Regions from separate parts of the Homo sapiens genome. Here region 2 is linked to region 1. Evidence: chromatin loops called from intact Hi-C (ENCODE). Cell type or tissue: PC-9. All regions are shown on one strand. Links, peaks and the distances in the headings refer to the core of each region. The heading gives the core; the rest is flanking DNA.

Region 1 (4,404 bases), core at 154-4,153:
ATTCAACCACCAACTGTTGAAGTGTTTGGCAACCTTAGAATATACTTGCCAGATTATTTTTTTCCTCACATGTCCAGTGCAGGGATTACTGTACCCTTGTAGTGACACAATGCTAAACTCTCTCACAGCATTGTTCTCTCTGGGAAGCGTAGGGATAACAGGTACCTGTAAAGTGTAATCAGTGCTCTTCAGAGGATCTACATTCTATGCTGATCTAAATAAGTTATATATTACAGTAAAGTGCTACAACGACACTAGTCTCAAACAGTAGTAAGACACATTTTTCTCTGAAAAAGTCAGCAGCTATGTGAGTCACATCATGATGAGGATACTTGTCAGTCTTCGTTCGAGTGTACAACCAGCAACTGGCATGACCGTGAGCAATTTGTCTCCTCCTGTGACTTTTAAAATTATAATCTTTAGGAGCAATTATTAACAATTCCAGTTTCCCATTAAGTGTTTAAAAATCTTTTTTTAGAAGTTGCACCTGAAAGTTTCATGAGCATTTAATTTGCTGATATCCATTTTTATTTCTTCAGGCTTCTCACGTCGGTAGGTGACTGCTCTTGTGCAAACACTTTGCAGAATCAACTTATCCTTAATAGAGAAGAAATATTATTATTAACTAAGGGCCTAAATATTGTAACTAGGCAATAACATACTGTTAGCAGTTCTTTTTTAGAATTCACTGACCTTTTTTGAGGCTGACACTCTGTAATCTGATGAGGACTTAATTTTATTACTATTCCATTGTAGTATCACCTGTCTAATGATCAGGACTTTAAGCAACCCAATCAAGAATGTAACTATGAAAATGATGAAAAATATTCTCAAGTAGCTTGGGCTGGAGAAACATTCTGTAATGAAGCAAACAAATAAATGGATTAAAAATTGGAATAAGTAAATCAAAGAGTCTATCAAGTAAATAATGTTCACACTTCAATTAATAGTGCCAAAGATATTTGCAAATCTCCATTTTCAAATCGGGATTGAAATTACCTTTGATTCAAAACAAAAAGCTCTCTAATTTTTCTTGCGCGTTTACTATGAAAATATTTTCAATAGAAAACCCTCCTTTGGGAAATAGCCATGATTAAGGTATTCAATCACATTATTCCATTGCAGCTTGATTCTTTAATTGTATTAACTGGAATATGTCCATGTCCCATAACCAAGCATAATTTGATCCAAGACAGAAAGAGGACTAGTTTTTGTGGTACGTACTGTTGATCACTAAATGGAAAAGAGGATTTTAAAAAATTATTGAGCAGTTCTGGGCCTTAGGATATGTTTCTCTTGTTATGCTTGGTCTTCATTTGTTCCATGCCAGTAATGGAAAATAAAGTAAACATCTGCAGAAGCTAAAATCAAAACTACTCCAATAGGTGAATAAATATTTCTTCAGAAATTGAAGTGTAAATTTTCATTCTTATTATACACGGCTTCTCCAGGAAATAGGAGTGTCCAATTTGGGACAACATGAAAATATCATTCTTCATTTTCATTAATTTACTTTTTACTAGTCTGTTAACTACACCTATTCCATTTGCCTCTAAACATGCACTGTGTATTTTAAGAATAAATAATGCTTAGGACAAATAATTACTAGCTGGAAAAAGAAATGTTGTGTTAAGAGGAGGGGCATGCTGGATCTCATTTTAGCACCAGATCTTTGGCACACCCTCACAGCCAAAGATCTGGTGCTTGAAAGTCTACAGGCTCTGTTGTTGCCAGAGGCATTACCCTAATCTAACAGGAAGATGGTTGCACAATAGGCAAGTAGTCCATGGAACTCACCAGCTGCCCCAGATTCATAAAATTACTTTGTGGCTAAAGTGGCATGTGTTCCCCTCCCTACTCTCCAGAGTTTGGGAACCTCATCCAAAGTTCCAAGGTGTCCCTGAGAGGGCCACTACGGAGGTGACCTGCCAAGGCTTAGCATAGTGGACCGCCCAACCAATCCTGGGTGATTTGGGTCAGAATTTCCAGTGAGGACTAAGTATGTTTTTGAATAAGGCCAAGCTCAGTGATAAGGGAAAGGGTTCCTCTCAAGTGGGAAGACTTAATTAAGCCTATTTTTTTTTTTTTTTTTTTGTGATAAGGTACTTTGAAAGAAAGGTCAAAGGCTATCCCAGTGCTACAACTGGAATGGAAACACCAAATGCCAGTGCAGGTCTCTGTTGCTACAGGTCTCACAGAGAGAGAATCCAAAATATTCTGCTCAAAATTGGTGTCTTTTGAGGCCTCCACAGTGACTTCGGGCTCATAACATACATGCCTTTTGTTCTGACAGACTGTCATTTCCTCTGGTTGATTTAGGACTACTCAATCAGCTAAGGCAGATCATCAGAGGGGGCACGTGGCTTGATCCCACTTACTGGCTTCTCGCCTGGTGGGAGCTCAGCCAGAGAGACTGAAAGAACAGCCTTTAAGTGCAACTGAGTGGATAGATAATAGAGGTGCCTAACAAATGCCCTTTCCCTCTCCTTGCACAATAGTTGTGAAGGGAGGGGCAGCCCCTAGCTACTGACACATTTTAGAAATATTTCTAATAGGTTAGAACAGAGGGCATTTTCAGAGCTCAAATCTGCATGCATATTTAAATGCTATGAGTGGTCAAACATTCATGCCTAGCCCATGCTTTCCTTAGTTTAGGTCAGGCCGGGGCTTTTCCTAAGGAGCTTTAAGAGAATACTTTTTGTAACAACACTTAAGTCAAAGTAGTGTTTACTTAACATAATAAATGACATGTTGATAGTAAGGCCCTATTTATTAGAAAGGCACTTGGCTTTCTGGAGTGATTGCCGCAGCTCCAGCTGGCAGCACATGGGGCTTTTTTCAGAGCCAAGTTCATTATGGGGTAAGATCAGTGTGGATGTGAGGGAAAAAGGAAACAAAACTCTGGAGAAAGTTTACTCTTTTGTGCAGTCTCTCTAAGAGCTGGGATTTTTCTTACAGGTGGGAGAGACTTGAAATAATAGTTGCAATGGGAATGTTTAATAAAGATATAATTTCAAGGTTAGTTTCTAATGCCCGTGGAGTTCCACACCTTACCCCTGTGCAAAGTAAGGTTCTGGGTTCTAAATAACTTTTGTTTTGTTTTGCTTTTGTTGTTTTTTTTTTTTAAACAGCTTTATTAAGTATCATTGATATACAAAAACTGCACATATTAATGTATACAATATAATGAGTTTGCGATTCAGTTTTTTAAATCTCCCAGAGATGAGTATGCTTGCTATGGTGTGGCTGAGTGGTTAGTTTTCCCCTCTCATCTACACAGCTGAATTCCCATGCAACGTACTTCCATGGAAAGGCATCCAAATAAATTGGCTGTCAAGGCCTCAGTGAACCAGAAATATGAGTTCCCCATGTAAACTCATTTCAGTAACAGATAAAATCTGTGGAGCCATAATTTTCCTTCATAATCCAAACTTGCTTCTAGTTCTGAACTTCCTCATGTCTAATCAATATTTGCTTTCATGTTTCAGGTGAAGCCAAAAAAATCCTAAGTAATGATGATCTGCTTTTACAAAATATGTAACTTCAAAAGGGCCATTCCTTCCTAGTACTTTTCATTTTGATAAAAATATAGCTTAAGGATGAATGATTATAAATGTGACATAATGAAAAGTGTATGGAACTTTTAGTTTGAAGATCTTGATCTAAGACATGTATCTTAACATTACTAGTTAAGAGACAGCAGCCCTCATACAAAATTTCCCTGAGCCTCAGTTTCCCCATCTATAACATGGAGATTATACCAATCTCAAAGAGTTGTATGACATTAAGTGAGCCAGTGAACATGAAGGAAGTATCTAAGGTAGAAGATGACACAAAAACACACATTTATTATTGTTATAAAGAATAAAGCAATGTTTCATAATTTAAAAATAAAGCCCTCAGTCCTCTTTTTTTTTTTTTTAAATGGGGTTCCTCTCTTGTTGCCCAGGCTGCAATGCAATGGCATGATCTCAGCTCATTGCAACCTCCGCCTCCCGGATTCAAGGGATTCTCCTGCCTATGCCTCCTGAGTAGGTGGGACTACAGGTGCCCGCCACTGCGCCTGGCCAATTTTGTATTTTTAGTAGAGACGGGGTTTCACCACGTTGGCCAGGCTGATCTGGAACTCCTGACCTCAGGTGATCCACCCGCCTTGGCCTCCCAAAATGCTGGGATTACAGGTGTGAGCCACCACACCCGGCCCAGTCCTTTCTTTAGCATGGTTAATTATGGGTCTTTTGGGGGAACATCATCCTCTACAGACACTCTTCTGTGCTTTGATTATTAAGCTTTGGCCTACCTGAAGTTTGGTCGACATAATGCTGTTGTTCCATGAGAGCACATGAGGTTTTGCACTGATCAAGTATAGCCTGAGACAAATTGTGAGGGTGAAGGCATTGCATA
Region 2 (4,404 bases), core at 75-4,074, 660 kb after region 1:
GGACATAATAATGATTAAATACCTCAACTACTTGGAAATTTGCTAAAAAAAAAATCCTCTTCTGACTAACAGAAAAAGGTCTTCCAATTTATTCATTTGCATTGTAGTTTCATTTTTAACTGCCAAATAATAATTGTATATATTTATGGCTACAATGTGATGTTTTGATATATGCTTACATTGTGGTATAATTAAATCAAACTAAGTAAGATATCCATCACTTTGCATACTTATCTTTTGTGTGTGTGACAAGAACATTTAAAATCTACTCTTTTAGAGGAATGGGAAGTTTTGCTGACTCTTAAAGAGAGAGAAAGACAACAGAACGTTTTGGAGAGAATGATCATGAAAATGGCTGAGAAGCTAGGGCATGTTTTTCCTAGGGGAAGATCCAGGGTTAATGGTGCTCTTGTCTTAATGTGTAGACAATGGGTAGACATGCTGGGTATAAAATCTTCAGGCTTAATGAGAGAGAGAACTTTCTAACAATCAAAGTCATTTAGGATATAAAAGGCTGCCTTTGTTAATGGAAGACATTGATCCTAAACTGTGAAAACTTGTCAAGCAAGGAATGAGAGTAGTATAGTTATGCCAGACGAGTTATGATTGCAGGCAAGTTAAGATTGCATGACTCACTGACACTCTAATTTCCACTGCAGCGGGCTGAGCTTAGCCTCAATACGTAGGAGAATTGTTTGTGAGTGTTGTGTATTTGGAGGTACGAACTGTGAGTGAGGGAAATAAAGGAGACAACAAAAATAGATGAGAAAAATCTGGAGAAGTTGTTAATGAATACAAGGCTAACTTACAAAAGGCCTTGTTCTCTCCTTGCATTGAAAGAGATGATGGATATGTTCATTTGTTTCACTATGGTAACCATTTTATTATCTATATGTATCCCATAACATCATGTTCCATACATTTAAATATACACAAAAAAATTTATTTAAAAAAAAGAGCAGAACTTTCCAGGACATTTAGCATTGCTCTGGGTTATTACCAAGGGTTTGTGACATGCGCACAAAGCAAGATGAAGGTGTTTTCCCACTTGGATACTAATTTTGTGAATGCAAATCCCACCCACTTTATAGGTTACATGCTAAATGGATGGCTTTTGGGGAATCTGTGACTTAATTCAAATGAATCATTCACATAGTAGGAACTTAAGCCAAGAGAGGGAAATATTTTGATTGGCTCTCTCCGTATCACGTGTTATAAGTAGGTCTTCCTCCACTTCTAAGAAGGGTGGCTTCTCTTGGTTTATTTTTATCTTGTTCATATATTAACTCCTATAAATGTAAAAGCCATAGACCAATGGCCTAAATAAAGTGATCAGGACAAATTTCTGGAAATATTATACTTAGTATCCTATCATTTTTTACAAGTTTACTGTAGAAAATTGGAAAAATACAAAATAACAAAATGACATTAAAATTGCCAATAATCCTGCCACTCAGAGATAATCACTATTTACATTGATTCATAATAATTTTCTAGTTTAAGAATAAAATGTGCATAAAATGTTATATTCCAATATTTTATTAAATTGAAAATAGTCATATAAACATTTTATTGTGACCTAACATATGCTAAGAAAACATGATTTTAAGGAATAGTAATTTTTTATTCTAGTCTTCTGCTTTCAATTTCATATAATTATTTAAGGCAAATATTGTCTCTACCTCCTAAAAAACTTTCTGCCTTATCTCATTCTAGTAGACCACTCCAAATTTCCACTTGCCTTTTAGCTAAGCAAAATGTATCTTGATCACTATGAACTCATTTCTTTTACTTGTCTTTACGTTGGAGAGTTCAGCATTCTTAGAATTTTGATATTCCCTCCTGAAGTCTTTCTGTACATGTCTTCCCTTAGGCATAGTACTACCATCATCAGACGGAGCATGACACAGAGGAGGGTGGACATGTTTATGTCAGACGACTGGATTTGTGTCCTGCTTCTGCCATTTATGAGCTGTATACACTGCGTTTAAGCGGACAGAATCACTTAAATTTCTCTGAGCCTGTTTCTTGTTCTATAAAATGGACTGGTTGTGTGTATAGAGACAACACACTTAAAGTTCCTCGATTATTGTAAATGCATAGTAATAAGTTAATGCTCAATGATTATAATGTCTCTTCTAATTCTGGTTTGATAAGCTCTCATTCTTTCTAAGTTCTGTCATTACACTGTTTTTTTTTTTTTTTTTTTTTTTTTTTTGGACAGCCACAGTGAACATCTCTGAATCTATAAGGTTGAATGAAGGAAACCTTTATATTGTCATTATGTATAAACTTTGTTATAAAGGAAAACGCAAGGATTTTAACTTAGGAGATGCAGGATAGCATTGTAAGCAATGCCCCAGAAAATCATAATCATAATAAATAATAAATAAATATGCATGGGAGAGACCAGTGGAAATACATGTATTACATGGAAAAATTAATTAATTGAAGGAAGTAATCCTTTTTACAAATCACTCCCAGTTAGAGGTAACGATCAATATTTTAGTTGTTAATTAATTGGGAGCTACTGCCACCAAGTGGTAGGAAAGTACTTCTTCGGAGACTAGAATCCAATAACCTTTAGGGAGAAAAGCTCCCTCACCATACTGTGGACCCAAATGTATTCCATCCTATCCCATCGCATCACAATCACCCAAGATCTGATCTTCATTAAATAACCAGCAGCTGTCTTTGGTTTCTGTTACCACACTAACAAAATATTTTTCTGTCAAGAGACAAAACTGAAGTTTAGTTCTAATAGAGGAAAATAAAACAACCAAATACTGAGAGGGTTCAGGTAAAATCATAATTGAAAAATTCCAAATGAGGTTAGCCTCTAGAGTTAAAAAGGCTGAAGTTCAAACGCCAACTCTGCCACTTGCCTGCTGTATGACATGAAAAAAATGTATCTGAGGATCAGTTTTCTCAGCTGAAATATAGAGGTTCATTTAGATGATGTGTGCAAAATGTTTAGCCTAGAGGCTGTTACCTAGCAAGTGCTTGATAAACATTACTCCATTCCTTTTTATTATTGTAACTATAGATTGTGTTCCTCTTCCCTAAACCTAAATACATATTTAGTTCATTAAAATTATGACATATAATCAACTCAACTGTAAAGAGGTTTAACCTCAGAGAGTAAAAATCACCACAAACATAATAGGGATTTTCTTTTTTTTATTTTTATTTTTTATTTTTATTTTATTTTATTTATTTATTTTTTTGAGACGGAGTCTCGCTCTGTCGCCCAGGCTGGAGTGCAGTGGCGCGATCTCGGCTAACTGCAAGCTCCGCCTCCCGGGTTCACGCCATTCTCCTGCCTCAGCCTCCCAAGTAGCTGGGACTACAGGCGCCCGCCACTACGCCCGGCTAATTTTTTGTATTTTTAGTAGAGACGGGGTTTCACCGTTTTAGCCGGGATGGTCTCGATCTCCTGACCTCGTGATCCGCCCGCCTCGGCCTCCCAAAGTGCTGGGATTACAGGCGTGAGCCACCACGCCCGGCCGGGATTTTCTATGATTTACCTAATTCCAAAGAAAGAACTACAGTGTAAAAGACAGAAATGAAAAAATCTCATACGTTCTAAATCTAGATCAGGCAGTAATAATTCCTTCCTGCTGAGGTTCTGAGCAAGGCAATTAAGCCCCCTTGAACCTCGTCTAACTCAGGCAGTGCTATAAAATATACAAATCAATTAATTATTTTGGAAGGTGGCCCAAAATACAAAATTTGTATGTGGATGCCAATTATAATTTTATGCAATACAAACCATAAAGAGTTATCTGCTATGATCTTTAATCAAAAGAAAAGTAAAAATAGTGTGGTTGTCTCTTTGGTTATAGAAAGCTGTTATCTGGAATTCTGGATTCAGTAGCCTTAATTAACCAATTCATGCATATAGCTATGAGTTCAGTAATTTATATTCACAACAATAAATATCCCAGGACACTGAAATAGCCTAAATTGACTTGTTTTATCAAAGATGAATTACATAGTGCCACATATACGTCACTGAACTCCAATTCTTCGAAAATTGAGCATCTACATTTCTTTGAAAATTGAGCATCTAGCCACGTGGTAAATTACAATTAAAAAGAGAGTCGGTATATTTCATAGGATTCTACTTCAACTTCTTGCCAGATTTGTACCAGTCTTATCCTCTGTACTCCCACGTGGTACTCATTTACTGACTCCCTAAACATTTCCCGTTTAACGGACCTCATTTATGTTATGAGGAAACTTAAGCTATGTTGTGGACAGCTCTATTGATTAGAAATTATTTACTGATGATCGGTTAAAGTCTTCCTCTATATAACTCCTTTCCATTGTTCTTGGAGCTAGCATTTAGATTCAGAAATAATAGGTAACGTTTTAGACTACCCCAATTTCCCAGGTAGGTCA

What was found. Peaks named below come from ENCODE experiments on the same cell type or tissue, not always from the same donor. Only the 100,000 strongest peaks of a DNase experiment are listed, where the experiment ranks them.
Region 2: a loop joins it to region 1, with 3 times the contacts of the local background. A loop is called at or near these places in 4 of 110 quality-filtered maps.

The regions. Positions count from the first base shown.
Region 1 is chr7:20,406,068-20,410,471 of GRCh38, reverse strand. ITGB8 (integrin subunit beta 8) reads right to left here. Exons shown (of 14, transcript NM_002214.3): 12 at 4,301-4,404; 13 at 694-857; 14 at 1-597. The coding sequence ends at 475. Among named protein-coding and RNA genes, the nearest start is that of ITGB8-AS1, 77 kb to the right of the region's middle. In PC-9, for the core only: no CTCF peak of the experiment used is centred there; DNase peaks (open chromatin) are centred at 1,761 and 2,511; H3K27ac peaks cover 2,445 bases.
Region 2 is chr7:19,746,078-19,750,481 of GRCh38, reverse strand. The region is part of intron 1 of TMEM196 (transmembrane protein 196); the gene reads left to right. All of the region lies in intron 1 of LOC107986774 (a long non-coding RNA gene), which reads right to left. Among named protein-coding and RNA genes, the nearest start is that of TMEM196, 25 kb to the left of the region's middle. In PC-9, for the core only: CTCF peaks have their summits at 2,329 and 2,532 (motif pointing left); DNase peaks (open chromatin) are centred at 601 and 2,531.